Linked DNA regions of Homo sapiens: region 1 is linked to region 2. The links are chromatin loops, found by intact Hi-C in ENCODE. Cell type or tissue: PC-3. All regions are shown on one strand. Each heading gives the region's core, and the rest is flanking DNA. Links, peaks and the distances in the headings are about the cores only. Region 1 overlaps PCAT5 (prostate cancer associated transcript 5). Region 2 has its middle 220 kb from the start of LINC02630.

Region 1 (11,536 bases), core at 1,224-9,223, 320 kb after region 2:
TTAATCTCTGATGAGATTTCAGTACAAATGACTGGAAAGTAACAAGAAGATTATATCTTTGGGTGAAGGGAGCCAGTAGAGGTGGCTAGGAGTCCCAGCACAGTCACTGTGTGACCCAAATGCCTCTTGAGAACTCCAATTCTAAAAAAACAAAGGCTGTAACAGACATATAGATCTCAAACTTTTAGAATTATGTAAAGCATAATATGGTGGGGAAAAACAAAAGAGATTTGTTAGACCTACCTGTGTTCAAATCTTTTTCCAAACTTGTGCAAACCCAAACAAGTCCTTAAAGCTCCCTGAACCTCAGTTTCCTCATCTAAAAAATGATGGTGATCATCCTGCCTTTTAGGTCTAATGGGCATTGAAGATGATGCAACACGCAGGGCTTTGAGTTAGCTCTCAGGAAAGAGCAATGATTATTATTTTATTGCAGAAACCACCCGGGGACGGTAAACGCTTAGCGAGGAAGGTGGTGTTTGCCTTGGCTGATGCTCCATGGTGATGTGAACAAAACTCTGGGATTTGAGGGAGGCCACCTGATGCCTGGCAGACATCGAAACCACTCCCAAGGTCCATGTGTCTGGCAAACTCTTTCCCCGTCTCAGCATTCAAAATGGTATTGTTCCCCAGTCCAGCACAACCCACAGCTATACATCAGTTTCCTGCAAGGTGAGTCATGGTAACGTGAGAGCATGGGGCACACAGCCCACGACAGAAATTATGTCAACTGCATTTCCTTCTCCAAAACAGATTAGGAGTCTCGGTGGCACTGATCCATTCAAACTCACTCTTCATGCTGGATGTCACGCACACACTGATGGCCCCTGAGATGCAGAGCCAAGCCCAGGGAGCCACTGGCCTTGTCCTTATTTGCACAACTGACCTGCCTCGGCCCTTGGAGGAGGGATGTGGCCAGGGGTGTTGTTCTCTGAGGGATCTGTTGTTTTTTTCTATCCAGTCAGGGGCTGCTGTTCTAGGCTTTCCACCGCTGAATCTCAGTTTAGTCTCTCAAGGATTTTTACTCTGTGGATGTCCCTGTGCAACTTGCCTTCATGGGAATCAGAGTTGCTGCATAGCGACAGATAGACAACCCTCCCTGAAAAGCTGCCAGCCCAGGCTGGGGCTTTGATAGCAGAAGAGGAGGCTGGAAACCAAGAGCCTGGGAGCCAGGCTCCTCTCCCTCCACCAGGACGGGCCTCTGTCCAATCTACGCGAATCTGAGAACAGCAGCCATTCAGCCAACCAGGAGTTTATTTCCAAATGAGTCTTCCCACGACCTCGATAGCATCCCCAGGCGCAGCCCTGCAGCGGCACCAACCAGAAGCCGAGGGCCCTGCACCCTGGGCTGAGAGTCCCCAGCCACGGACTTAGCTTCCTACTGCCTTCCTTCCTAGACCAGGCTCCGAGGAGGAGAGCTGTGCTGTTGTCCACGCTTGGGCCTCAGCTGGCCAACAGGGAACTGTCTGGTTTTAGAGGAATGCACAGTCACAATAGGCCACCGCCTGGCCAGCTTCTTCCCAGATGAGACTTTCAACAGCTACCTCTTGAAGCTGTGGCAGCTTCCCTCCTTATGGCTTTCATGTCACCTTCCCCTGTACCCCTGCCCTTCACAGACAGGTCTTACCCAGGCAAACCTTTCCAGGCCACCCCCAAACAAGCCCAATCCCTGGTCTGTTTCCCTGGAGGCTTTCTCACATCCCTCCCGTATCGCCTGACTCCCGCTATAGACAACATGTTCCTGGAGAGCAAGGTCTGAACCATGATTTTTCTGTGAGCCTTTACACGTGGCATAGTCCCCAAATTAAAATTTAAAATTTCTTTATTAACTGGTTTTTTTTTCGGAGACAGGATCTCACTCTGTCACCCAGGCTGATGTATGGTAGTGCCATCATAGCTTACTGCAGCCTCCAGCTCCAGGGTTCAAGTGATCCTCCTACCTCAGCCTCTCAGGTAGCTGGAACTATAGGTGTAAGCCATCACAACTGGCTGTAGGTATTTGAATTTACATTCTTAAAATAGCATAGAATATGGAGTGAACAGTTTTGTAGGCTGCTTTTGCATGATTTTTATCATGCAAAACTATATGCTAAGCATTTTACATGTCATTAGCATTAAAACTATTTGGCAACTGACATCTTTGAACGACCATCTTTGTACAATTGTACAATTATTCCTATAAGAATATTTTTTCTCACAATTTCTAGCTTTGATGTTATGCTAAGAAAGGCCCATTGTACCCAAAGGCTATAACATATTTCTCTTAAAATTTTCCTAGTACTCCTATAGTTTTGTGTTTTACATTGAAATCAGCCTCCAAAAGTGCTGGGATTACAGGCATGAGCCACCGTGCCTGGCCAAAATTTAAAATGGATTAAGCATCTAATATGTAGTTGACATTCTACACGTTTCAAAGATACCATTCTCGTGATAATCGTTTAAATTTTATCATCACCATTTTACAACTTCACTTTTAGGGAAGACCTGGAGCCATTAAGTAATTTGAGATTTTGTGGATAATAATCTAACTTTAAAAATATGATTATCCCATTGTTCCAAACCTAATTATTGAGCAATTAATTTATCCTTTTGTCACTAATTCTAAATAAGGCTATTATCATATGAAAATTTCAAAATTAACTATGTTGCCCAGGCTGGTCTTGAGCTCCTGTACTCAAGCAGTGCTCCCTCCTCAGCCTCCAAAACTGCTGGCATTACAGGCATGAGCCATTGTGCCTGGCCAAAATTTAAAATTTATTAAGCATCTAGTATGTAGTTGACATTCTACATATTTCAAAGATGCCATTCTTATGACGATCATTTAAATATCATCATCACCATTTTACAACTTCGCTTTTAGGGAAAACCTAGAAGGAGTAAGAAACTTGTGCAAGGCTGGGCGCTGTGGCTCACTCCTATAATCCCAGCATGTTGGGAAGCTAAGGTGGGTGGATCAGCTGAAGTCAGGAGTTCAAGACCAGCCTGGCCAACATGGTGAAACCCCGTCTCTACTAAAAATACAAAAATTAGCCAGGCTTGGTGGCAGGCACCTGCAATCCCAGCTACTGGAGAGACTGAGGCAGGAGAAAAGCTTGAACCTGGGGAGGTGGGGGTTGCAGTGAGCCGAGATCATGCCATTGTACTCCAGCCTGGGCGACAAGAGTGAAACTTTCTCTCAAAAATATATTAAAAAAAAGAAACTTGTGCAAAATCACATTAGTGATCAACTGATTCCAGAGAAGGACATTGCCATTAACAGTCTGAATTACACATAGTAGGTGCTCAGTAAGTGGCTAAGTTGAGAAGTAGATGCAAAAATGCATTTAAATATTATCTCCCTGCCACGTACTCTGCATCTCTTTAATATAAATTTTCTCAATTTTAGGGAAATATGCAAAGGGACTGAAATGGCTGAGATATGGTTACATAATGACTGTTTAACAATGTCAGGTATAAGATGGTTTTTCTTAATGCTGATGAACAGCTTTCTCTCTCACAGAGGAATAAACAAGTGGGAACAGTTGTTCATTGAAGCAGGAAAAAATTACTCTCAACGAGCTCGACCACGGAAGTGAGATGTGAGATTTTAGCATCTCCATCTCAGGAGGTTTTTGAAGCAGAGAATGCAGAAACCAGCTGTCCTGGATGGATGAGTCATCCAGCAGGTCCTGGTGTCCGTGGGGCTTAAGCAATGTGCTCATAAGAGGCCACCTTCGAGAGGGGTCATTCATCCTTCATCGTAGGTGTCCCCAGGCCTGGAGTAGCGGGCCTCTTTTTTGAAAACACTGGGGCTTATTGCAAAAATGGAATTTCACACTCAACCACAGAAAATGCCTGGTTGCCATTAGACAGGTTGGCTCTGGACAAAATTGAGATGTAGTATTTCACATTTGTCTTGAATTGTTCATCTTCCCTTTTCTCCAAGCCTGTTCCTATACCCTCCTCTTTTGACTCCCCCCTTTCTCTTCTCATTCTTTCCTTTGATCAAATTCTTCCCCACAAGCGGTTTTTGCTCCTTCTGCATGTGTACTGTGCACACAATAAGTGCCTTTGAAGTATCCGCCCTCCAGAGCTCCTCTGGCCTTGTGGTCACGTGAAACACAGATCCTGGTCCTGATGCAGGTAGGTGGGCATAACACCCTCCTCAAAACCTACCAGCCTCATCTGTGACGTGGGATTCCTACCACGAACCCATCTCCATGGATGCTTTTAGTCCTTTTAAAGTTGGCTTCCATGAGATGACAGCCGTGCTGGGGAACTGACCTCAGTACCACGTCTCGCACGTGCAGCATCAAGCACCCTTGTTACACCCGAGGAAAATGAAAATACACACCTTTCTCTCTCTGGTAACAATTTTATTTTCAAGGCAATTGTTATTCATTAATCTCTACTTTTATGAGTAGTGGCTTACATGAATCAGTAATCAAATTTATAAGAGAATATACAAAGACTTCATCAGAAGCTTTTATCCTGCGCTGAGATCATAGTTAAATACTGTCACAAAAGTGAATAGTTTGAGGCTGATCTGGTAACGACTGTGTTCACATTTTAAAGTGAGTTTATCTAATGATGAATGGTTACGTTTTTTAAAGCAGGGAAGATAAGAGGTGTGTCTGCTGCTACAAGCAGGCGCCAGGCTCTTAAGAGAGGGCCCCCTTTTTCCCCGCCCATGTCACTGTGGCACGTTCTAAAACTAATGCAGAGTGGATGCATTTCGTCAGATTGTGTGGGACCTTCCTGAAATAGCAATTGAAGTTAGTTATGAAAAGTCTCACTCTAACCTATGCATGCGTGGATCCAGTTATGAGAAACCACCACTGAGATTGTTCCTCTGGTTTCTTGTGTCTCTCTTTCTCCCGCCATGGGGCTCTACAGACACAAATTACCACAGGACTCAGCAATGAGACAGATGAGTAGAAACACAAAGCCAGAAGCTGAGAGTTGTTAGTGATAAATCACTGTTCTACCCTCCCTGTTATGACTTTGAATTTGTAACATCTTTATACAGGCAAGTCCCAGCTAGGAAAAGTTTAATTATTTATAGCTCTGCTAGATACAATTTTTATAAGACGTGAGCGTATGTATAAGTACTCTGTAGTCAATAAAGCAAATAAGGTAATATCAGGATGAATGTGATGTAAAAGGGCTTTATTATAGTTTAGAGAGAGAGGCATTCTTCATATTTAACCAAAGTCCACTGTCTGCTATGAACTGAGTCTCTGAAAGCTCATCTTCCCAGCACAGCAACAACCCAACATGAAACTGAGTTAGAACAAGCATCTAGTGGCACAAGAGAAATGTGGACTTAGAGCAAAGCAAAGTACAGAATTTTAAGTACAGCAAAACTGGTAATCCCTTCCTGGGTCACAGCTATTGCCTGAATTGACGATACCAATTCTTTCAACCAAGTTGATCTGCACATCCCAATGTCTAAATGATGGCTTCTTGCTTTTTGATTATTTAGTAATGTGTTGCAAAACATTGCTATTGGAATCTTTGATATTATTTTCAGCGATTATTGAGCCCTCCTGATTAAGCATTCTATATATTCTACTATTTCTGAAAATAAATTTTTTTTAAATGGTCAGCATCATTTGATTTGGAAGTTCTACTTTGAAAATGAGAGGGAGAAAGTGATGACTTAGACTTATACAGCATTTCTAAATCTTGGGAGTGAAATTAGTCAGCAACTTAACTTTAAAATGTTAATTAAGTTGCTGTTATTACATGTTCTCTTTGTTTACTATTCACTTTTTAAAAATTGCTCCATTTTGTATCTCTACAATCAGTGACTAGCTGAACACCTAGATAAAGGCAAAAATCCTGTCCATTCATTCATTTTGGCCTTCAAACAAACAAGCATTGAACATTTACTATGTGCAGGACATTCTGCTAGACACTGGTGGTTTCATGAGTCAGGACAGGTCCCTATCCTCGGGGAGAGGGTGAGTAAGACACATAAATAAATGTCTCAAATAAATCATTGTATACGTGGTCACAGAGGCATGTGGATGAGGTACTATAAGGGACCTGTGTTTGTCAGTTTTGCATTGCTATAAAGGAACACCCGAGACTGGGAAATTTATAAAGAAAAGATTATTTGGCTCACGGTTCTGCAGGCTATACAAGCATAACCAGACGTCGGCATCGGCTTGGCTTCTGGTAAGGCCTCAGAAAGCTTTCAGTTATGGTGGAAGGGAAGGTAGCCAGCATGTCACATGTTGAGAACAGGAGCAAGAGAGAGAAAGCAAGAGAGAGATGAGGTGCCAGTCTCCTTTAAACAACCAACTCCTAAGTGAACAGAGCAAGAACTCGCTCATTACCATGGGAAATGCACCAAGCCATTCAGGAAGGATTCAATTCCATGACCCAACACTTCCCACCAGGCCCCACTTCCAACACTGGGGATCACATTTCAACATGAGATTTGGAGGGGATAGACATTCAAACTATATCAGGGACCAAAGGGAAAATAGCTAGCTCCATCCAGGGTATTCATGGAAACTTGCCCCCAGAGGTAACCCACTGGATTGGCCCTGAGGTATGGGTAGGAGATCACTTGGCAGACAAGAGTGGGGTAAGCCCAACAGAAGGAGCCACATAAGGGCAGGCACAGAAGGCTGGAGCCAGGGTATACGCTTGGGGACTGAAAGGTGTGCTCCAAAGTCTCCCGTGCAGTGCATTACAGAGAAGCAGCAAGAAGTGAGGTGGGCAAGGCCACCTATGCAGGGCACGGCATGCGATGACAGAGATTTGGCCTTAACCCTGAACAGGGAGGGGAGATTTCCCTGGATTAATCATTGCATGATGATCTTGCTTTCTATTTAACTGAGAAAGCGAAGGTGATCAGAAGAGAACTTTCACATGCTCTCCTCACTTGTCTGCCCACCTATCTGCATCTGGACCACTATATCATGTCTTTCCTTCTATTTCAAAAAAACAATTGGCCAAGACACCAATTATCCAGAGGCAAGCAGCAGCGGGACATCTCAGCCAGATGGGACCAGGGGATGAGACATGATGAGCAGCACCCCAGCAGAGGCAGCAAAGGGGCTGCAAACGTGTGTATCTTAACACCTCCAGCTTCTGCCAAGAGGAGCTCCCTCTCATCCACCCAGACCCTACCTGGGAGAGTTAAAAGACAACATTTTTTCCATATTCTCATAACTTTTATTACAGTATATTGTTATAATTGTTCTATTTTATTACTAGTTATTGTTTTTAATTTCTTCCTGTGCTTAATTTATAAATAAAACTTTTTCATAGCTCTGTATATAAAGGAAAAGAACATAGGACGGCCAGCCCTTCATGCCCATGGGTTCCACATATGCAAATTCAACCAACCTTGGATCAAAAATATAAAAAAAAATAAAAATAACCATACAACAATAAAAATAATACAAATAAAAGCTAATATAATATAATAACTATGTACATAGTATTTACATCATATTAGGTATTATAAGTGTATTTAGTCTGTTTTCACACTGCTGATAAAGACATACCTGAGACTGGGTAATTCATAAAGAAGAAGAGGTTTAATGGACTCACAGTTCCACGTGGCTGGGAGGCTTCACAATCATGGCAGACGGCAAAAGGCACATCTTACATGGCGGCAAACAAGACAGGATGAGAGCCAAGCGAAGAGGGTTTCCTCTTATAAAACAATCAGATCTCATGGGACTTATTCACTACCATGAGAACAGTATAGGGGAAATCACCCTCATGATTCAACTATCTCCTACCATGTCCCTCCCACAACATGTGGGAATTATGGGAGCAACAGTTCAAGATGAGATTTGGGTAGGAACACAACCAAACCATATCAATAAGTAATCTAGAGAAGATTGAAAGTATACAGGAGGTGTAGATTATATGCAAATACTAAACTATTTTATATAAGGAACTTTTGAACACCTGTAGGTTTTGGTATCTGCTGGAGATGCTGGAAGCAATCCCCTGCAGATACTAAGGGCAACTGTATATATATAAGGTTCTATATTATCCAGGGTTTCAGGCATCCACTGGGTTCTTGAAACATACCCCCTGCAGATAAGAGGGGACTACTATATTTAGATTGCTGCATACTTTAACAAGCATAGTCTACCTCCTCTTTCTCTTGGAGGGTCTATTTGCAATGAGGAAATTGAATAGAAAGGATTGCATAGGAGTCCCCAAAACTATTTGTAGGAGCCTTTCACCTTTAAGACTCAAGCATATACATGTCAGCACCTAGATTTTGAACAGACTGAATATTTATCCAAAGGGATGAAGTTACCTAAGACAGGTTGCTGGATTGTAGACAAGGGAATAGTGCTATGATCTGAATGCTTGTGTTCCCTTCCAAATCCATATATGGAAACCTAATCATTCATGTTTTTGTATAGGGAGTGGGCCCACTGGGAGGTGACTCGGTCATGAGGACAAAACCTTCATGAATGGAGTAAGTGCCATTATCAAAGAGAACTAGTTAGCCTCTTCCACCACGTGAGGACACAAAAGGTGCTGTCTATGAGGAAGGTGGCCTCACCAAACACTGAATCTACCAGTACCTTGATCTTGGACTTCCCAGACTCCAGAACTATGAGGAACAAATATCTGTTGTTTATTAGCTACTCAATTTATGGTATTTGTCATAGCTGCCCAAACAGACTAAATCAAGCCATACTCATGTGCACTCTATAAAGGTTGACGGTAGTGTGCAAGGTGCATTAGAAGGGGTGAAAACAGAAAGGAAGACGGCATCCCATCATGATGACTGGTATGGTTTGATTGTGTCCCCACCCAAATCTCATCTTGAATTCCACATGTTGTGGGAGAAACCCAGTTGGAGGTAACTGAATGATGGGAGCAGGTCTTTTTTGTGCTGTTCTCATGATAGTGAATAAGTCTCATGAGATCTGATGGCTTTATAAGGCAGAGTTTCCCTGCACAAGCTCTCTCTCTCTTTGCCTGCTTCCATTCATGTAAGATGTGACTTGCTCTTCCTTGCCTTCCACAATGATTGTGAGGTTTTCCCAGGCACGTGGAACTGTAAATCCAATTAAATCTCTTTCTTTTGTAAATTGGCCAGTCTCAGGTTTGGATTTATCAGCAGCATGAAAACAGACTAATACAGTAAATTGGTATCAGTAGAGTGGGGCACTGCTGGAAAGATACCCGAAAATGTGGAAGTGACTTTGGAACTGGGTAACAGGCAAAGGTTGGAACAATTTGGAGGGCTCAGAAGAAGATGGGAAAATGTGGGAAAGTTTGGAACTCCCTAGAGACTTGTTGAATGGCTTTGACCAAAATGCTGATAATGATATGGATAATAAAATTCAGTTTCAGGTGGTCTCAGATGGAGATGAGGAACTCATTGGGAACTGGTATAAGGGTGACCCCTGTTATGTTTTAGCAAAGAGACTGGCAACATTTTGCCCCTGCCTAGAGATTTGTGGAACTTTGAACTTGAGAGAGATGATGTAGGGTATTTGGTGAAAGAAATATCTATGCAGCAAAGCATTCAAGAGGTGACTTGGGTGCTGTTAAAGGCATTCAGTTTTAAAAGGGAAACAGAGCATAAAAGTGCAGCAAATTTGTAGCCTGACAATGCAATGGAAAAGAAAATCTCATTTTCTGAGACGTTCAAGAAAACTGCAAAAATTTTTATAAGCAATGAGAAGCCAAATGTTAATCCCCAAGACAAAGGGAGAAAATGTCTCCAGGGCATCTCAGAGGTCCCCATGGCAGCCACTCCCATCACAGGCCCTGAGGCCTAGGAGGAAAAAGTGGTTTCATAGGTTGAGCCCAGGGTCCCCATGCTGTGTGCAGCCTAGGGACTTGGTACTCTGTGTCCCAGCTGCTCCAGCTCTAGCTGAAAAGGGCCAGCATAGAGCTCGGGCCACGGCTTCAGAAGGCGCAAGCCTTAAGTCTTGGCAGCTTGCACTTGGTGTTGAGCGTTCAGGTGCAGGGAGTCAAGAATTGAGATTTGGGAACCTCCACCTAGATTTCAGATAGGTGGGCAGACAAAATGAGGAGAGCAGGTGGAAGTTCTGTTCTGATCACCTTTGCTTTCTCTGTTAGATGGAAGGAAGGAAGATCATCAACTGAGTGAAGAAGGTGCAAGAGGGCAGAAAGGACAGTGAGTCATGGGCAAGGGCCAGGAGCACTGAGTGGACCATAGAGATGGAGCCTGGCTGCCACGTGCACTCAAGTCCCCCTGGAAGCGCAGGGTGATGAAAGAGACTTAGAGCAGTAAGCCTGGGCATGTGGTTTTTTCTGGACACAGTTAAGGGGTGGAGGCAGGTCAAAGCATCATTGCGGACAGGGCAGTGAAGGAAGTGAGTGACAGGGGAAGGAGGCTGCAGCTGGAGCCCAGGATGTTTGCAATGGAAATATAGACTTTGTAGCTATTCCAGTGTGACTGTGGAATGGGGGACTGAAGTGGTGTCTAGAATAAGATCTTTGGAGAATAGGTCAGGGAATAGAGAGACCAGCTTATGTACAGTATGTGGGTATTTAAGTCACCAAGAGTTAAGGCAATGGTCATATTGCAAAAACCAACAGCGAGCAGCGGAAGGGCCCTGGGGTTGTAGATGACTATAACAGTGACTAGTCAGTCTAACGTGCCATTCAAATGCAGGGATTCTGGAAGAGGAGGGGAGCAAAGTGACAGCCTCTGTGGAAGTGGCCATGCAGAGACCATGGTGGGTCCCCCGCAACCCAGAGGCTCAACACAGGAAAGAATACAGGTGATGAGATGCTGTTTTTGGAGAAGGCAGCAGGGAAATGAAGCATTAACCTAGGTAGCAAGAAACTTGGTATTTGAGACATTTCTTCTCTTTTTAATTGATACCTAATAGTTGTGTGCATATTAGGAGTACACGTGCTATTTTGATACCTGTATATAATGTGTGATGATTAAATCAGAGTAACTGGGATTTCCATCACCTCAAACATTTATCTGTTCTTTGTGTTGGGAACATTATTCTTCTTCTCTTCCCTCCCTTATTCTTCTCTTATTCACTATGCATATTTGTAAAAATATAAAAAAGAGTGATGATGTTGAGGCTAAAAGATAAAATGTGTTCAACGTTGGCTTTACGGGGCAAGGACATCATCCTAGCTCATAGAAAACATGAGTCTGTTAATACTGAACTGTGCCTACTGTGTTCGGCTGGAGAGGCAGGAAATCCAGTGTGACAGCCCTGAGCGTTCCATGACCAATCACTTTGGTCTTTGTCCTGAGGAAATATAATAGGCAGCTTGGAACAGTGCACCATTGTTCACATTACATGAGTGGGAAGATTAAGCTCTTAATTAACAGAGAATGGGTAATTGATCATTGTTAAATGCCTGAAAGTAGTCACGATTACATATGGGGCCATGAAATTAATCATTGTCTTTTTCTCTGGAAATGATCATGATTGCTTATGAATAACTTTATAATGAACACTGAGCTCCACCAAATCACTAATCACCTGGGAATGAGATTTGTGATTTGGTAGAGTTCAGGGTTTGCTCATTGTGGAAGTCTTCCCACTCTTCATAATGT
Region 2 (11,536 bases), core at 1,677-9,676:
TTGTGCACAGTGCATATCATATATAAAGGTCTCTTTCTATTGGAATTAGAAATATGTGTTTTTCACAGTGAAAGCAACATTTTAGCTTGTTTTTCTTATTTGACTTGTTTCCACATTGGGCCAGGTTGTTTAGGTGACTTGTTGCCAAAAAAAAAAAAAAAAAGATGCCAATTTCTACACATGAGCCAAAGCATTTATATAGAGAAGCTGAATCTCTCTGTGGAAATTCATGGCTTTTGTAAAACCTATTCTGGAAACAAATTGCAAAATCAGTTCAGGATTATTTTCAGTTGGATTAAGAAGCAACTTGTGATCCTGGTGAATCCAAAATCAATGTTATTTTGTTAGAACAAAGGCAGTGCCAGTGGGGAGAGGGAGACAAAGTTTTTCTTCTAATCTTTGACTTAGGTTAAGTTTTACCAAAATAATGTTAAGGAATAAGCAGTGACCTAGTTTACTTTGATTTAATAAAAATTTGGCAAAAGTGTCTAATATGGTTTCTGGCCTGATTTAATTGTGTCTGGGAAGCTGCTAATATCCATCCACATAAAAATCCCTTCCAAGCTGCCAGAATGTCCCGGCTGACTTATTTGGCAGAAAGTAGTTGCCGTGGCCTCAGACATGAACCAGCGAGAAGTTGGACTCTCTCAGTTTATGCAGACCTGACATGTGCCTTCTGGGACAGCCCCTTTGATGGTTATAGTCATCATGGCACATTTTCCACGGGCAAAAAATGTTGTCATAAAAAACACTACAACGATATTTGATGTTAGGGGTGCTATAGTACCTGAGGATGGATTCTAAACTCTAAGTTTCTATGTACCTGTAAGAGGAGGACACAGTTCAGTTTTCAAGAGAGTCAATTACCTGAGTGGTAATGGAAGTGTTACTTTCATTGTAAGCTGTGTGATATCAAAGCATATACATTTGTCCCTATGTATCTGTGAGGGATTGCTTCCACGACGTCGGGAGATATGAAAATCTGCAAATGCTCAAGTCCTGGATATAAAATGATGTAGTATTTGCATGCAACCTACACACATCCTCCTGTATACTTTCGATCATCTCTAGATTACTTATACTACCTAATACAATGTAAATGGTATGTAAATAGTTGTTATACTACATTGTTTAGAGAATAATGACAATAAAGACAAAAAGTCTGTATATGTTTAGTACACATGCAATTCCTTTTCTGAACATTTTTTATCATAGTTTGGTTCATTCCATAGATGCAGACCCCAGGAATACAGAAGGCCAACTGTATTATCCAATAAACACAAAACTTAAAGGTATATCTTGTACTATGTTTGTAAAAATGATCAAAACCATGGAACAAACTAAAACGTTTGCATAACTTCAATGGCAATCATTTTAAAACCCAAATCTAAAACTTTAAGTGCAGATAGGCTTTGTTTAAGATGAGAAATAGAATGAGGGGTTCTGTGTAAGACGAAGGGAAGAGAAGGATCTCCAGCATCCCTTTCTCACACGCCCACCCTTGGCCTTTACCACAAACCATAAAAAGGAGCTACCCTGACTCCCCACTGCAAATGAACTCTGGCTTTCACCCGCAAAGAGAATTCTACTCCAGGGCTCATGGGACGGAGGAGCATAAGGCTAAATGCAACTCAGGTTTATGCGTTTGAGCCAAATAATTGGTGAGTTTGGCCAAGATTCAAGTTCATTCTGAAGCATTAAATCAAAGTGTTAGAGGTTTGCTTCCAACAGTTTGGAAAGCCTCTAGTAGTGAATTACGAATCGGTCAAAGCCCCACTCCCACCCCATAATCAATCTAGTCGAGGTGACAGAGCAAAGTGGTGCCAGGACCTGGCCTGTGTGGCAAAAATAAGCAGAAGAATCAGAACAGTAAATTTCATTGTTAGCAGCTCTTCTGAGCAAACAGGAGGGAACGAAGAAGGAAAGGAATAATATAACAAAGCAGAGACTTGGAAGAGGAAGGATACAGTTATTCCCAAGCAGAGTTGCAGAGAAAGGGTGGGAATCAAAAAGAGGAGGGAATCTCAGCACACCCCAAACTTAGGCTAAATGGTAACAGACATTTGATAGAGGGCTTTAAATTTAAAAACCAACACACAAACAAACAAACAAACAGAAATAAAAACAAACAACAACAACAAAAAAAAAACCCTTAATGTAGGAAGAGAAAACAGAAGAGACAAGAAACCAATTGGAGCAAAGTTACATTCCCCCAAATTTATCGGAAGCGGAAGCTCCCAGGAAGAGATCTGTGAGTACCATGGACTACACTGGCTGGAAAAGTGACATTCCCCCAAATTCATCAGAAGTGGACCCGGAAGAGATCCGTGAGTACCATGGTCTACACTGGCTGGGACGGGGGTGTGGCAAGGAGGAGAAGGAAGGGCTGAGAGGCTAAGATCTTAACTCTTCAGGTTTAAAGCAATGAAGATAACAAAGTTGCTACCTAAAGGAAAACAACACTTTAATTAACTAAATACAAAGCTTTTAATTCACCAGACATAGCATTAAAATATATCATGGGGAAATAAATGTATAAATGTAAATTATACTTTCCAGATCAAGCTAATCTTGATAAACAAAATTCCAGTCTCACAGCTGACAGAACGAGGAGAATATTCAATTAAATCTCAGAATCTTTAGAAATGAAAGGGCAGATGTGAGGAAACCCTAACAAGCACATGCATTGCACCTTCTTTCTGTAAAACATAAATTGGAACGCCTTGATTAACAGTGATGTCAGCTTCTACTTAGTGCCTGCAAAGAAAGTTTCTTTCGTGTGAGAAGTTTACGACGGCTGCCCCAGGATGCTAAATGGGTTTTTATCTCAGGGACAGGGAGGGGTGGCTGGGGAACTAAAGAGTAGTGGATGATCTTAACAAATGAAAAAGGATAATGATACCAATTCAGGCTTCCCAAACAAAGATGACTAACCACACTAAGAGAAAGCTAGCAGTGTGCAAGCACGTGATATACTAAATGTTGTTGTTGTGTGTGTAAAATGACATTTCTAAAAACATTTTGCCTCTATGAGAAAACAAAATATAAATTTGTTCTTTTCTCCTTTCCCTGTGGAAAAGTCTGTACTACTATTAAATAAGGCCAGAACATTTTATCTTTTTATTTGACAGATTCTCCCGCTCTCCTTATTGAAAATAACTTAACTCCAGGAACTGCACAGCCTCTCCACAGATTCTAAATAATCATGACTCCATAGATTATCCACGAGCAGCTGTGAGGGGCACAAAGATTTTCCTAGAACAGAGTGGGGAGCATTCTGCAGCAGCCTAGAGGCAGCTTTTCCCCAGCCCTCAAGTGATTTTTAAGAGCCAGCCGGTCTGGAAAATGTCGAATTTGTTTGTAGGAAAGGTAAACACTGCCAAAATCCACAAGTTCCTTCCGTAGGGGGCTGTAGAGCAAATTGGTCTACAGATTAAGATAGTTGAGACAACTTATGTTGGAGAAGTGAACCCCTTCGGCACTGGGGATTTCCCCCAGAACTGTATTAGAAAGCTGATAAATCTCTGCTGGAGGAATTACGAACTGTATACTCAAGAGGTAAAGGAAATTAGAATGGATCTCTTCTATAAATATCTTAGACAAAGTGAATTTTTAAGTGAAAAAGTAGGCCGGGAGGTTTAGTGAATTGGGTTAAATGTCTCAGCCACAAGGGCTAGATTGCTTGTTCTGTGTGACTTCACTGTGATTAGAACTATACGAAATGGTTTCATAGGTGATTGGTTACAAGTCAAGTAAAATGCTTTGATTAAAGTGGAACTGGTAAAAATTTCCTGCATGTCCTGTAATTGGAGCTGCCAAATAAATGCATGATGCCAGCTAAATTTGAATTTCAGATACACAATAAATATTTTTTTAGTACAAGCATGTCCTAAGCATTGCACATGACATACTTATACGAAAAAATTATTCAATGTTTATCTGAAATTCAAATCAAACTGCGCATTCTCTATTTTTATTTGCTGAATCTGGCAAGCTCACCAGTAACACATATAAAATAGGCCCATGTTTTTCACACTCCCACTCTCAAACTCACACTGAATTCATATTTGAATAAGTATGGCCAGGCTCTATGTCTAGAACCATTAAGATTAAGTATTATTTATGAGATGAAAATCCAGGCAGGGTTTTCTATGTAGTTAATTCTAAGAGTTACTTTGGGGAATTGAGTTTCTTAAGGTTTCTTCTAGGTTGTATTTTATAACTATCCAGGGAGTTTTTAAGAATCCCTATGTCCCGGATTCAGCTCAAACTAATGAAGCTAGAACCCCTGAATAGGACCCAGGCCTCTCTCCTTTTTAAAGCTTCCTGGCAACACCAAAGTGCTGCCAAGGTGAGAATCACTGCTCTAGATGGGTTGGTACCAACCTGCCAATCTGTGATCACAAAAACAAAAACAAAAAGGTGACTATTGCTTGCATTGCTGAATGTCATTTCAGTTAGCAGAAAATGTAGTAGCTTTTTTTTTTCTCCTTCCATGTCTGTAATTCAAAAGAACATACACAGCCACTGAAGGGAGCTAAATGGAGGTGTGAAGAATAGTGAAGAGAAGAAGGTCTGTAAAAAATTTCTAAACAATATCTTCAAATATAGCAGGCATATAAAGACTGTATCAGGCTGGGTTTTATTGGCACAGCTGTTAAGTTAAACATCCACAAATCTACGCTCTTATCAAGGGATTAAAACTATATAGAAACATACATGTTTACTTTCACAGTGCATAGAGAGTCACAAAGTGTATATTTCAAGGACATAGTACTCCACTGTTTGATTTTGTTTTTTCTAAAAATATTTCCTATCAGTGTCAGTTATAGAACTCTGAAAAATGACAGAAACACCCAGCCAAATTTACTATTTTTTATTCAAATCATGGGTTCCTTTCAATTCCAATGTGCTGTTAAAACTACTACATGTTGCAAAGATCACTAAGGTTGGTTTATTTCAGCAAATGTAACTGACAGCTGAGGCAAATGTAATGCCTGAAGACTAATACAGGAAAATTCTTTCTGGGTTTGTCCTAGAAGTGGACTGATAAGCCTGCTGCAGTGATGTATGCTTTCAAGCATTCCTTGTCAGAAAGCCCCAAGAATTTTTATATTATTAAAACCCCAGTCCCAGTACTTGCAAGGAGAGTTCCAAAGCAAGCTTCCGTATCTTATCACATACCACTGGCCCCACAGTGCATTTTGACACAAAGTATATTTACTTTCAACACTGACACATTCCCATTGCTCTACTCATGCCTCTCCTGGATTTAAGAATGCCATATACACTTTTCAACAAGTTGTTTTGTAATTTCAGTCCTCAAAATGCTAAAGAGTTCTAAAAAGAATAGAGTTAACCAAATCTTTCATTAGTACTAGAGAACTGATTGTCCCTATACACAGCGCTGATAGAATTTTTGGTTTGCCTGGTGTAGAAATCAAGAAATTATTTCATGTTTTATTTCATCTCCGCTCCCTTGTGATACTAAATACTGTCTATATTTAAATTCAAGGTATTTTCCTTTGCTGGAATTGTGCCTTCTATATTAGGGGGCACACATTGGTTAAGTGAAAAAAGGAGTTGTCTGTCATCAGATTCACCCCAAAATGCATATGATTCCTATGATCCTGTCCTTCTATACTTCTCTGTTCTTGTTCTATGTGTTCTCAAGCAATGCTCTCATCCACCTCAAACTCTTACATCTTCTCCTATGTATTACTCCCAAATGTGTATTTCCATCTCTAAAATATCTTCTAAGTTAAAATCTCATTTTTCCAGTTGTCCACGGAACATATCTCAGCTCCCTAGGCTCAAAAACTTTGACACATCAACCTTCACATAGTCAACTAGTTTACTCACCCTCTCTTCTTCCATAAGAGGTTCCCTATCTGTCTCTTCATGTACATTCCTGTTTCCAACTTCCTGTATCAGCAGCCTTCATTAACTCATATCCAGACTATTACTATAACCTCCTATTTGAGCTCCCTAAATCTCCTCCATATATAGTCCTGATCATGACACTCCCAAGGGTAAAAGCATTTTTTTTTTAAAGCTTAGTGTATTTTTATTCTCTACTGACTAAACAGACCATGCTAAAGATATGGAAATTAGAGCCTGGGAATATCAGTGAAGAGGGATTCTAGCAAATACTTCAGGATCTCAGTGGGAATCCTAGAAGTCTACACCCTAGGAGTATGGGACAACCAGAGGTAGACAGCCATACAGTAATTGCAACCAGCATTGAGTTGCACTCCCTGATCAGATTCATATCATCTGATGCAACACTGTTTCTAATACAGGCCAGGGTAAATGCTCTTGAAAAAAATATATCATCCAGAGTCTGCAAAATGTCTGTCATTCAATAAAAATTTACTAGGCATGCCATGAACTGTGACCAAGGAAAAGCAGTAGAAACAAACCCTCGATTTAACCAAGTTATTGAAGTGATTAGAGATGGGCTTTAAAACAGCTGTATTTAATATTTTTCCAGAAGTAGATGACATAATAGAACATTTTACTAGAGAATTGGTATCTATTAAAAAGAATGAAATAAAAGTTCTAGAGTTGAAAATGTGACACACTGAAATTTAGACTTGATAGACAAGTTTAACAGCAGATTGATACAACAAAAGAATTAGAGAGCTATTCAGGAGAAAAATACAGGCTGAAGCATAGAAACCAAAATAAAGGGATAAAGTAATACAGGAAAAATATGCATGGATATATGTACAGATTATAGAAGTATACATATACATATGTGTATGAGATATACAATATGTGTATATGAGACATGGAGAAAAATTGCAACTTATATATAATTCAAGTCTCAGAAGAATGGAGAGAGAACAAGGCAGAGAAAATATTGGACAAGATAGTGGTTTTCAAAATATGGCCAAAAAATCAAATCAAGATGCAAATCTTAGAAAAACTGCAGATCATCAGGAGGATAAAACACACATACGTATGTGCACACACACACACATGCCCACACCTCTAGTCGAATTATAGAAATTCTTCTGAAACTAGGGACAAAAGAAAATATTAAAAAAGTCTAAAGAAAAACATTATCTAAAGAAGCAATGAAGATTTACAGCTGATGTCTTAATAGAAATGATGAAATCAAGAAGACAAGGGGTGACATCTTTAAAGTGCTGAAAGAAAAAAACAGCCAACCTATAATTCTATACCTAGAGAAAATATTCCTCAAAAGTGAAAGAGAAATAGGTATTACCATCCATACAAAAACTGAGACAATTTGTTGCCAGCAGACAAGAATACACAAAAAAGAAATTCTTTTTTTCCAAATTTATTTATTTTTAAAATCGACATATAAAATTGCATGTATTTATTGTATACAACATGATGTTTTGAAGTACATATACATTGTGGCATGGTTAAATTTAGCTAATTAACAAATGCATTGCCTCACGTAGTTATCATTTTTTGGCAACAACACTTAACATCCACTTTCTCGGCATTTTTCAAGAATACAATATATCGTCACGAACTATGGTCACCATGCTGTATGATGGATTTGACATGGCAGAAGGAAAATGATCTCAGGTAGCAACACAAAAATGCAGGAAGAAATTAAAAACAACAGAAAGTATCTGAGTGATTGGAATCTAGTAGATGGATTGGATTTTGTGAGCCAATAGAAATGGACAGCTGTTCATTAAGAGTACTCCAGTGTTGGCCTCTCCAGTGACTCTTAACTCCATCAGGGCAGGACGTTTTTCTTATTCCCTGTTGTTACATTAATGCCTGAAACTGTGACTGGCATATAGTAGGCACTCAACAAACTGTTCAATTGAATGACTGAATGAATATTGTCTTCAAGTTTGCACTGTATTTAAAATTTGGGGGTAATAATAGACATGACCTTAGTTACCTAGACACAATGTTAAGGAGATTATGGACTGAGATGAAAATCCATGCTTATTTTTGGGGAAGGAAAGACCGGGAGAAAAGAGAGAGGAAAGGAAAAGACGCAAACTCATAATATTGTGGAGCCAATGCAGAAAAGGTTAAGGGTGAGAGCTCAATCCAATTGCACTCTGTGCTCTTAATATGTTGGAAGGAAAATCTTGTAGCAGTGGTGCAGAAAAGGCAGCCAAGTTTCTTTTTGGAAATATTTAGTCATTTATCATTTGTAGCTCAATACCATATCAAAGGTCTTAGTAGCAATTTTAAGGCAACACAATAAGGCTAAATATATCCACAATGAGGATTATCCTAAAGGAAAGGAAACCAAGGGTGATGCATATGTTAGCAGGTTTCTAATCAGTGAGACTCACTGCTGTTCTCCCTGTTAAGCTGAGATGGAATGGCTGCTACCCCAAGTGAGTAAGGTGACTCCCTGCTACCATCACCTCAGCATGCCAACAGCACAGCACTGCCGTTATCATCCCAGAGTGGTCAGGAGCTCATGCTATTTTTTCTGCGAGTCTGGGGAAAGATATGTTGGTTTCACAGTAGGGGAATAGTAGACAAGTGTCACAGTACCACACAGACAGGCAGAGAAAGGGAAACAGATTGGGGTCTTTAAAAAACTAGCTACAGGCATCAATTACTAAGATTTAAAACTAAAACCAAATTGTAAGAAAAAGGCATATATATTGGAGGTAGGATGGGGAACATTTGTAGATGAAACAAATAAGATGACTAAAACGTAATTTTCTATATTTAATTAAATGTTAAAACTATAGAATTTATTTTCTAGCTGATGAAAACTAAGAAAATTAGCTAATCTGTAATTTTATAAGTATTAACCACCTACTTTTATTTTATAATAATTTTATTAACGTATATTGATAGATGTTTCTATTAATAGATAGCATTACCCAGGTTTTTGTAAAAGATATATTGTATAAAATAGATATTTTAAAATCACCTTTCTTGAAGAAAATTAGTACCTTTAAAAGAGACCAAAACTCCATTAATTAATATTAAATTATTTTTAAATGAATTAAAATGGGCTATTTCTATACTCGCAAGGGCAGAGATAACATAAAGATTTTAGAGGTATTTTACAAGAGCTTACACAGGGGGAATTATTTCTTTCTCTCCTTTTTTACCAGAAATGATTATTATATAGATCCTTTTGGGGAGTACAGTTACCTATAAATATTTCCAGTTATAAAGCCAGAGTCTCTAGGCACCTTGGCTCTCTTTAAGCTACTTCCAATTAACTCAAGTTTTATCACTAGTCATTATGGAAGACAAATAGGAATGAGGTTCTCTCCTACCACTGAGAATGAGGTCAGAATGTTGGAAGAGGTAGAAGAAGTTTATTACAATCCTGATGGCATTTGTAGTCAGCTAGAACCTCAGTGATAAGTTTCCAAAATAAAAGCTTGGCAATTAAGAACTTAAAAAATTTTCAGACCTCTCATTTCACCTGGCCTTGAATACTTGTCTTGGTGTTCAAATGACTAAGAAAGAATATATAAACTTCATGTCATAGGATTGGACAGACAATAAGCTTCCAATAAGTGTTATTTCCTTTACCCCATTGAAATTTATAGTTGGTACTTCTCATCTACATGCATCAATTATTGTCATATGAAACAACTACCTAACTGCTGCTAATACTGATGGTTTATGTTTGCGTTACTTGAGAATTTCACATTAGTATAGAATTAACTGAGCTCAAGATGGATCAGTTATTTACTTAATATCTTACTATTGGCTTTGTATTTCTCTAAACAAGTTTTAGAAGTACACACACACACACACACGTGCACACACATATAATATCCTGCTGCTGCTTGGTTTTAATAAACAGAAAGCACCTAAGTAAACCAAATTACAACTATAAAATCCCTATCATTAATAGACAGGATCCTTCTCACTAGAAATTGTCATGCTTTCATAATTCTTCCTCAACCAGTGAGTTTGGTAGGTTAGTCATTTCAGGCTGGCTTCTGTCCTTGTTTGTCATGTCTACGTCACAAGGGTGTTGGAAGGATTAATTAGTTAACATGCAAGTTTCTTTGAAGATGAAAGCACTCTGAAATTGCTAAGTGGTGCTAGCATTCCTTCATAGTACATATTCTTCCTTTTATATTTGTAAAGATTTATCCACCTCCTATTAACCCTTTTGACTAACATTATTTACTCAGATTTTTTAAAATAATCAACTAGCTTGTGTTTTCCTCTACAGGCCTCAAATAGTTTTTTTAACTGATGTCCTCATTTCTCTTCTCAGTTTTTTCTTATGTGTATTTTTTCTCTCACTGAGAGGACCTGATATCCTTTTTCAAATCCTGCTGTTTATTTTCTTCTAGTTACATTTTTGTATCTGCTGGAATTGTGGACTGGTATACCAAAAGATCACTAAAGAGAAAAAAATTCACTATTGTGAAATATTAGAAGCTTGGGCCATGAGCATTATTAACTTGGATCAATTATCCCAGTCCAAAGGGCAGGCAAATCTGTCTGTGCAGTTCGGTGGTGCTGTGGGCGAACAGCTGAGCAAGAAAGAACAAGTGCCTTACTCCAAGGGTCTGAATTTTCACATGCAGTTATCTAAAAAGGCTTGTGTGAGACTGAGTGTACACTGAAAGAAATCTGATGAGGTTCCCTCAAGTATTCCAACTTCTTACCCTGGGTACAGCTAATGGTATCCAGCCCCATGGGCTATGGCTCTGCAAACCAGAGGAAGGAGTTCCTCCAGCAGACCCAAGCTGGGAGGAGGAGGCTCATTTCCAACAAACTCTGAAACACAGGGATGCTTACTACAGAGTTGTCACAATTATTTTAGCTGCTTAAATCTGCAAAGCAGAGCTGGTTTCCCACAATGAAATCCTGGGGTTTTCTTCACAGTTCCGACTATAAAGTATCCCTCAAATATTTTCCACTATGCTTTCAGCATTTTCCATTCTGATTGTAAGTGGGACCATGAAATGTTTAAAAAAATCATTTTTAAAAAGAGGTGCCTGTTTTATTACACATAAATATATATTTGTATTTAAGATGTACAATATAATGATTTGATATACACATACATCATGAAATGGTTACAATTAAGCTAATTGACACTTCATGTTATTTTAAAAATATATTCTCCCCAAGAGACAATGGTGCTGACCAATCTCTTTTCATTAAAGAGTTGACAAAAACATAACTACATGCAAATGCTTCTGTCTTTGCATTTTGTCATTCTACTAACATTTAGATATATTAAAATATATTTTTCATGGTTTCTAACTCAAATAGAATGAGCAGAAACCTGTAAAATATCGATAAAATAAAATGAAAAATGATCTTGCCACAATGTATTTATTATAATTGCATACAACAAATACTCACACATAGATATACCTGTGTATGAATATATCTACATTAGAAATCTTTAATTATAATCTTCATATACAAAGGCACATTTCAAAAAATACCCATTTCTTTAACATACTGAAGACAAAAACTAACAATACATCCAAACTCTTAAAACCCAAATGAATTTTACCTTATAAGGAGAAAACGAACAATAAACCCAAACTCTTAAAACCTAAATGACCTTTACCCTGTA

The links. Hi-C counts contacts between places; a loop is a spot of excess contacts. Peaks named below come from ENCODE experiments on the same cell type or tissue, not always from the same donor. Only the 100,000 strongest peaks of a DNase experiment are listed, where the experiment ranks them.
Region 1: a loop joins it to region 2, with 2.8 times the contacts of the local background. A loop is called at or near these places in 2 of 110 quality-filtered maps.

Annotation. Positions count from the first base shown.
Region 1 is chr10:35,784,618-35,796,153 of GRCh38, reverse strand. The region is part of intron 1 of PCAT5 (prostate cancer associated transcript 5); the gene reads right to left. Among named protein-coding and RNA genes, the nearest start is that of PCAT5, 12 kb to the right of the region's middle. RefSeq lists enhancers at 1-998, 10,791-11,536. In PC-3, for the core only: no CTCF peak of the experiment used is centred there; a DNase peak (open chromatin) is centred at 5,933; H3K4me3 peaks cover 923 bases; H3K27ac peaks cover 3,744 bases.
Region 2 is chr10:36,108,709-36,120,244 of GRCh38, reverse strand. No RefSeq gene overlaps it. Among named protein-coding and RNA genes, the nearest start is that of LINC02630, 220 kb to the right of the region's middle. RefSeq lists a cis regulatory region at 7,632 and an enhancer at 7,548-7,717. In PC-3, for the core only: no CTCF peak of the experiment used is centred there; a DNase peak (open chromatin) is centred at 5,184.